Linked DNA regions of Mus musculus: region 2 is linked to region 1. The links are chromatin contacts, found by Hi-C or POLR2A ChIA-PET in ENCODE. All regions are on one chromosome and are shown on one strand. Each heading gives the region's core, a stretch centred on a gene start or an enhancer-like site at or near the end of the contact. The rest is flanking DNA. Distances are from core to core; before and after follow the strand shown. Region 1 overlaps Arid1b (AT rich interactive domain 1B (SWI-like)). Region 2 overlaps Arid1b (AT rich interactive domain 1B (SWI-like)).

What was found. A loop is a pair of places that touch in the nucleus more often than their neighbours do. ChIA-PET counts read pairs that join two places held with the same protein, here RNA polymerase II (POLR2A).
Region 2: POLR2A ChIA-PET joins it to region 1 with 10 read pairs in embryonic stem cell. The contact joins two enhancer-like sites. A Hi-C loop is called at or near these places in 2 of 37 maps with a recorded cell type or tissue (gastrocnemius and heart). POLR2A ChIA-PET finds 5 or more read pairs at or near these places in 2 of 5 experiments (both embryonic stem cell).

The regions. Positions count from the first base shown.
Region 1 is chr17:5,188,297-5,192,427 of GRCm38, forward strand. The region is part of intron 4 of Arid1b (AT rich interactive domain 1B (SWI-like)); the gene reads left to right. Among named protein-coding and RNA genes, the nearest start is that of Gm34854, 34 kb to the right of the region's middle. Within about 2 kb of position 1,609, at least 2 of the 3 ENCODE cell types and tissues checked have a DNase peak (open chromatin) inside an H3K27ac peak, as active enhancers do; they include gastrocnemius, where a contact is called at or near this core.
Region 2 is chr17:5,294,467-5,298,519 of GRCm38, forward strand. All of the region lies in intron 8 of Arid1b (AT rich interactive domain 1B (SWI-like)), which reads left to right. Among named protein-coding and RNA genes, the nearest start is that of Gm34854, 72 kb to the left of the region's middle. Within about 2 kb of position 1,386, at least 1 of the 3 ENCODE cell types and tissues checked has a DNase peak (open chromatin) inside an H3K27ac peak, as active enhancers do; it is gastrocnemius, where a contact is called at or near this core.

The sequences.
Region 1 (4,131 bases), core at 359-2,858:
ACCTCACAGCCATGAAGTGACTGTCAACCACCTGCAGATAGCAGGGACAGACGCTAAGAAACTGTCTTAGGGACACAAAGTCAGTATTTGAAGGAGTTAAATATAACCTCACACCCTCTTACTCCAGGGCCCATGCTTTGCCAAGTACCTCTCCCTTGGCATGGAGGACGAGGAGCATGTGAAGTTCTGAACTGTAGCCTTTTGCATCTACCTGGGAAGAGGGGTGAGGGGGCGTGGTCCTCCATGCTGCCTCTTGCCTGGGCTCTGCTAGGTTCTATCCCCACTGCATGCTGAGTGCTTTCCTTGCCCAGCTCCAAAGGCCTATTCATCACTACCCACGATTCTGTGTTTGGTTTCCCTCTGCAGCCTGACTGCAGACCCGAGTTTGCCTATCTGTTGACTGCCTTCTTGGCTGCACCACAATGTGTAGCACTGTAAAATACCTGACCATGTGTTCCTTGCACCCCGACGGAGCCTGCGTTCATTTCACTACTGTCCTAACCACAAATGAAGGAAGGTAGTAATTTACTGAACCCAGAAACATCTGAAAATTCCTTAACCTCATAGCCTGTGCAGGTAGTACAACTTGGTACCATTTGGAGGACTGAAAAGGAAGAAAAGGCTAGAGGGCTGGAAGGAGGGCAAATAATGTCAGAAAAAAAAAGTGAACTTTTAATCAAAAAATCTCAAAATTTTAAAAATTTGAAATAAAGTTGAAAAATACTGAAGCATATTCCTGTGAAAATCATCTGTAGGAGAACAAATGGGGTGAAAAATTTGAACATTCACTGATGAAGAATTTGCCCAAAGCAATTTGTATGATTGCCCATTTTAGGTAAATTTACTAAGTATCACCTTTTCTAGTAACACAAATCCTAACATTTCAAGTGTACAAATGATTTAATTCATAGTATGTCAGCATGCCTGCTTGCCTTTGACCCTGCTGGTACTATACAGACTAGATATGGCTGAATGAGAAGTACCACATTGCAGAGCCTAGGTGAGCTGCGTCAACATGACAACAGTAACAGCATTTAAAATCATGTGTTCATTTCTTTAAATATCTGTAACATTATCCAAAAGTTTCATATATAGCACTTGGTTGTGACAAAAAATAGTAATGGTGAATTGGTGCTTTTGTTTTTGCTAAGCTCTCAGATTACTTAATTTTCTTCCAAAAAGTAATGACTTGGGATTTGTGGCTATACGTGACACACATATATAACCATAATGGGATTGTTTAGAGAATTTGACCATTCAACCCGGTAAGCATAAGGGAGCGCTCAGCAGGGCCTTGGGTTGGATACCTGGGCCTGCAGCTTGCCTGGCTGCCTAATGGCAGCCCTGAGAAGCCTAACCTGCGGGGCACCCTAAGTCTCACTGTCTGTTTTCACGTTCCCTATCCTGGAAACGTGTGCGTGGGGTTTCTTTGTTTTCCTAGCGCAGTGTGTCCCACAGCTCGCGGGCCAGTGAGTGACTAGGCACTCCTCCAGGGAGGAAGAGGGGAAGCAGCGACTGCGCAGCCGCGGGTGGGGAGCTCCCGGCAGGCACCGCGGTGGGAGGCCTGGCCATCGAGCCACGGTCGGGGCTGTGCAGGCCCCACCCCAGAGGGCTCACTCCCAAAGTTTCTGCTGACGCAGCCGCGCTCCCGGCGGTGCTCCCAGTTTCTCCGAAACCCTCCCGCGCCCTCTGCCTGTCCCTGGAGAGGAGTGCCGAGGCGAGGGCCGAGCGGCTGCCCTGTATCCCTGCTGGAGCCGTCCGCCCCTGAGGAAAGGGCCCTCCCCCACTGTAGCGGGGCCGGTTGAAACTTGCTTTGCAGAAAGAGACAAAGTTGTAGACTCCCAAAACCCAGAGTCTGGGAGGATCAAACAACACCCCCCCTTCCCCCTCCCGTAGGCTGGGCCATGGGGAGACCAGAAGGCCGCTGGAAAGTAGGGTGGGGTGGAGTGATGGGGTGGGGCCAGTGGGGCAGGCAGTGGGTGGGGCGCCAGGGGGCGGGCCTTAGGCCTAAGCTGTGCACCAAGACAGGCGAGATGGAGGGCAAGAGTGGCTGGAGCGGAGGGTAGGGCCAAAGGCAAAGACCCTAACTACATTTGTGCAGTACCAGTTGGAACCAAGTGCAAGGTTCCTTGATGGGAAAACTAATTCATAGCATTTTTAAATCCCAGAAAAAGCCTAAGCTTTTGTAGCGTCTCATCTCCTGTCTGTACCTTCTTAAATTAAAAAAAAAAAAAGTTATTTTATGCTACTGGGTGTTTTGCCTGCTTGCATGTCTGTGCACAGCGGCTGTTCCTGGTACCCATGGAGGCCAGAAGAGGGCATCATCAGATCTCTTGAAACTGGGATTACATATGACCTGGGAGTTGAACCTACAAGCAGCAGGGTTTGTTATCCACTGAGACAACTTTCTAGCCTCTACTACGTTAGTAAATGCTAAGAGGATTTGGGGGGAAAGACATTTCTGGAGAATAAGACTAATCTGTCTAGAAGACCTAAGGCCACTGTCTGCTCTCTGTTGCTCACCTTCTATGGTATAGCAGTGTAACCTTAGACCTTTCAAGTAACCTGCATGACACATACAAGAAGTTAGTCGACATACATATACCAGACTTAGAGGACTAATCAGCCAGAGCCTCTAGTTGATAAATTATTTCCACTGTGATCTGTAGCCTGAATGGTTTTTAAAGTCAATGCAGTTGGTACTATGAAGAGTGAATTATTGATAATCATTAACATGACGGATATTTCCTGACCCAGTAGCTTAATTTTGGAAATTTGACACTTAAAGTTTGTTACAAAGGTTATTAAAGAGACTCTGAGCAACAAGTGTTTTGCAGAATACATTTTGTTTGGGCTTATGCCTCATATTTACTATGCACGTGCATGGTATTTTAACACAAGTATGTTTATGATGTGTATACAATTAATATTCTATTAGGAAAGATTGTTATAGTATGGACATTGCTAACCTTGATTACTGCTGCTCACTGCTGCCATTTGACAAAGTTTAAGCTAAATAAAATCCAGTTGATTTGGACATTTTGTAAAGAGAGGTGAATTGCATGCCGGGGTATACTACTACACTTTATCCTTAAAAAAAAACCACCTAGACGCAAATCGCTTATCATGCACGTGTGGATCTGTTTGGGCTTGCATTCACTACATGAATGCAGTAACACCCAACATACTAGAAGAGGTTGGTGTGTGTGTGTGTGTGTGTGTGTGTGTTGGGGATAGTTTTCATTTCTATCGTGGGTGCACATGGGAAACACTGGTGTCTTCTTCAGTATCTTTGCACCTTAGCTTTTGAGACCCACAAAGCATGAACTCAGTTTTCTCCGGGGTTTTCTTGTCTCTGAAGCCCCCCCCCCCGCCCCCCCCCCCATACTTCGAGCACAAGCCTAGCCATCTCCCTGGCATCTGAATATGGGTGTGTCCTGTAGCTCAGGCCCCTGTGCTTGTTCAGCCGCCTCTTTACCAAGTAGCCATGGCTCCAGCCCTTCTTTTTAGGGTTTGAGCTTGTATAATGGTCATGAAACTGATGGGGTCAATAAGTTGTGGGTTGACAGGCATTTAAGTCCTTGGCTTTGTGAATACTGAGTTAGTAGAAAGACTTAATTTTCTTGTATCTCAGGAGGAATGGAAAAGCAAGCAGAAAAATTCTTATAAACGGATACAATTTGTAACAGTGCCTGTAACATAAATTTAATAAAAACAGCTTCCTTTCTCATCCCACCTGTATTTACTGTTACATTGACCCCATTGATGGAAACAGCCCAGAAATTATTGGTGTATCAAACTATGAACGTTATATGGAGCATCCTAGACTTTAAATACTAAATCAAAGAAGACATATCTGTTTGGGATATTTTAATCACTTCTATTTCTAAATGCAATTTCTGTGTATATTCTCTTATAGCATATTGTAAAGCTGCCTCTCTGATATCATAGTGAGTTTGAAATTATTTTGTTTCCCTGGTTCCTTGAAATTTTGGAAGAGCTAGGAAGCAAATGCATAATTTGACCGATTTTACATTCAAGTGTAGGCAGTTGTCTCAGATTATATTTTCAATTTTGAACTTTCCCCCCATTTTTAAATAGTGGCTTTGTATTACTAATAGTTGAGTGCCT
Region 2 (4,053 bases), core at 136-2,635, 110 kb after region 1:
TTTCTTCCCAGTACCTCAACTGTTGCAACTGCCAGGCTCCTGTGGTAATGAGCCTGACCAGGACTGGGCAGTAGCAGCATGCCCAGGGCTTGCTGTTGGGAGACCTGGGCATTTACGTTGAAGCTGTCATTGGAAGAGCTCTCAGCAGACCCACGTCACAGGGTCATCTTCCTATCTGTTGTATATCCATCCCATGGCAGTGGGATGGAAGCCTGCATACCTCCATCCAGGTCCTGACTGTGTCTGTCCTTCACCTGACTGCTCCTTCATGCCTGAGAAGAAAAGTAGAAACTGTTAACTGCACAGAAGCAAGGAAGTCCTCTCTGCTCTAAGCCCATCTGGTGTTGATGTTCTGTAGAGGAACCTGTACTGGGCTGCCACCCTGAAAGCCCCTGCCCAGGAGCCTGGACACGGTAGCAGTTGGGCTTGCTGCCTGGGCTGCCCAGGGCAGAGGAGAGACCTCACTGTTCTCTGAGCCTGCCTTGGAGCCAATGAGGCCTGGAATGTTTGACTAGGGGAATCCAACAAAATAATCAAGAGTTTTCTGCCTACACAGTGGTGTTTTAGTCTTGGTGTCAGTGCAGTATTACAGACAGCAAAAGTGCTGCTGTACCCTGCTGTGAAACTGTATGGTTAATAAACTGCATGTGTTACTAGGTGGGTTACTAAACAATAATATTAACAATATTGTTTGTATATATGTTCATTGGATCCTCCCACGCCAAATTCCCCGTTCTTGGTAGTAAGGGACAGTGGACCATTCCCCAGCCCTGTGAACAGTAAACCCAGCTCTGCCCTCGGCCCTGGCTGGCCTGACGCCGAGCTTTCTCACAGTCTTCTTTCCCATCACGTTGCAGACAGCAAGAGCAGAGGGTCATTTTGTCCTGGAAAGTCGTTAATTCTGTAAACATGGTCCTCCATGCGAAGCAACAAAGAATCCTCAGAGCGTGATCCTCCAAGTAAAAGAACTATGAAGTGAGACAGACAGACGCATTCCTGGGAACCTGGCTTTTCCTCTCTTGCACTTTAACATGGTTCCTTCAGGGTCAGTTCATGAGTCTAGAGGAGCAGAAAAACATGTGCCATCAGCTGCTGAGCCACAGGCTCTGTCCTTTCCCAACTCAGGAGTGCTGTTTAGACCCACAAAGCTGGTTTGCTGCGCCTTGCCAAGCCACATTAAGCAGCTGTGTAAAATGAATTTAAATGACATGCATCAGAGTAAAATCTCTTCCACTGGGGCAGAAAATCAATGTTAGCTAACCAGCCTGAGAAGATCGACTGTGCTCCAGCCAGCAACTTCCGGGAGCACTGCCTAGAAGGCTGCACCTCCTCCTTAATTAGAATTGAGAGGAGGAGCAAAGCTGGGGCAACTGTGACTGTCTGCACCTGGCAAAGCCCCCGCGCATGCGCGCGGTGCCCTGCCTGTCCACCTGCTGCCTGGGAAGTTACCGTTCATGTTTACAGTATATCCTTTCTGAAAAAGAAAGAAACCCAAGTATAGTTCCTATTTCAGGCGCCCTCTGTCCCACTTTGCAGCAGACTGGCCTCCTGTGCCTGCTGGCAGAGTGCAGGCTGGGCTGTGGGAACCCAGGGTTTACACGGCTCTGTTCCTGTGGCCGAGAGCCCTGCCCAGTGCACCATAGCTGTCCGTGCTGGAGCTCAGAGCGTCTTACTCTCTCTGCTTGTTTGGTCATCCACCCCCATGGATGGATGTCAGGTGAAACCAGTTTAGGGCATGCATTTCTTTTGAGGGGAGGGAGTGAACACTTAGCCTTTGGGGCGCCAGCGTTTGTTTTAATGTTCGCTTCATCACTCCCAAAGAGCCTGGAACCTGAAAAAGAATTACAAAAGGACAAATTATTGATGAAGGTTGGAAGTGTGTGTCTAATTCAGCTAAGTAGCTAACAAAGAGGAAGGATTGTGTATGGCTGTTATGATGTGGACATTCACAAGTTGATTGTAAAATACAGAAGAAAATAGCAGTTTAGCTGTTTGAAAAGGGGTTTCATTGATATCATTTTAGGGTGATTTGTAAGTGTATAATCCACTTGCAACACGAAATAAGCTACAAATATATAGGTTGTTTCTGTTGTTGATCTTTTGGATGAAGGAGAAGATCAGTAATAGAAAGTGGTATGGATCCGTTATGTTAAGCACATGATGGTACCCAAGCATTCAAAGCTAATGACGTACAAGGAGTGGTTGTACTCAGAAAGGGCCTCACTGTGCATTGTTTTAAAGTGTCGATAGTTCGTGTGAAGGTATTCTCAAGAGTGCATCATCCGAGTAGAGTCTGCCAGAAGCTTGGGAAGACCTTGGCCCCTGCTTCCTGAAGAGGCTTTGCTGTGAATCCTCGACACCTCCATAGCTTATAGGATGTTTGCAGTGACCAAGTCTATTATCTGTAACCTTGACAGCACGTGCAGTCATGTGAGAGAGCTTTCCTCAGCCCTACAATGTGCCCTGCCTCATTCCTTCATTCTAGGAAGAACTTGTGGTTCTAAACAGTTAGCCTCTTTGCCAAATACAGTAGTTGGTACATGGAGCTGGGTCCTTAAGAATTGCCTAGATGTGTCTTTCTTAGAAGGTCTTCCAAGCAAGAGCCATGACTTTACAAAAGACTGACAAATTCCTGGGTCTCGTGAAGCCAGGATGGTTGGAAGGAACTCCATCCCTCAATGACAGTCCCCAACCCCCAGCACAGTATAAACGTTGCCAGCTTCTTAAGATGATGTCCCAGGTCTGCTGTTGTCTGAGAGATCGTCAGTCTGTTCTCATTGTGTTGGCTCCCAAAAGAGCAGAGCTTCAATTACAGGCTCAGAATCTGGAGCAAGAAGGTTTTTGGACACTGTTTAGTCTCTGCCCTTTATTTTATGCTGGAAGGTGCTGATATTACTGGGGTCACTAGAGGTCATTGAAGTAGTGGCAAGGCATAGCAGATGCAAGGGCTGTCTGTCTTGTTCCGTGCAGTGCTGTCCCTAAACTTGGTGAAGGGGTGAACTCTTGCTTTGCATACGCGTTATCCTATAAAAGCTATTCTGCTACTAGAAAATGAACCTGGCTATGTGTCTGAGCAAGGCCATTCTCTCTGCAGAGGGCTGAGCTCCAGCGGCTTGTGCTAAAGAGGATCTGGGCTGTGCACTGGCCCGGGGCCTGGAGCCTGGGCAGCTTGGGACCTTGTTGCAGGGCAGGAGTAGGCCCTTACTGGCACAGATGGGTTGGATTCCAGTCTGTTTCACCCTGTGGTTGCCCATGCTGGGGCCGCTTCTGCCATCATTAAAACGGAGGGAGAAGCAGCTGTGGGGTGCAGGCCACATGCTGGACTTTGTCTGCTGTCCCTGGAGGAGTCACCATGGTCTCAACAAGCATCAGGGGGAGGAGACTCTCAGACTTAGTTTTTAAAAATAAATGAATGCTAGAATCAGTCAGTTAGAAGCCTCACTCTGCTTGACTAGAAGGCAGTCCCACTAAGAAGCCGGAACGCGAGCAGATAGACCTACAAGCAGGGAGCTGTGACCATGAGCTGACACCTCTTTCATCCTTCTCACCTCTCAGAGGAATGGATGACCTTTGAAATCACATGGTGGTCACTACTCTATGGCCAACAACACAAGCATTTGAAGTTTGGAAGGAACTGAGCTTCGCAAGACTAGGCGACCAGCAGCCTTCCTCTGTGGAGGACGATCTGGACCTGATCCAGACAGAGAGATGTTAGTCTGGCTTTTCGGCAGAGACCCTTGGGCCTGTACTGGTGTGTACCACACATCCGCTCTCCGAGCAGCTCTTGTTAAGACACACCATTCCTGTATAATTCATAGCCTGTACCGCTCTTTGCCGGCAAGGTACTTTCTCAGTGTTTTGCTCTGAGGCTAGCCTGATGCCGTTCTGCTGATGGACGTGAAGCTGCTGATGTGGAAACACATTAATGGAAAGAGTGCATTAAAATGTCAGAGACCAGCTCCCCCCTCCCGCCACCCTACCCCCCCAAAATCCACAGCCCAAGCCCCTGGTTATAGTAAGGTCCCCGTGCTGGAGACAGTGAGTGATTTGAAT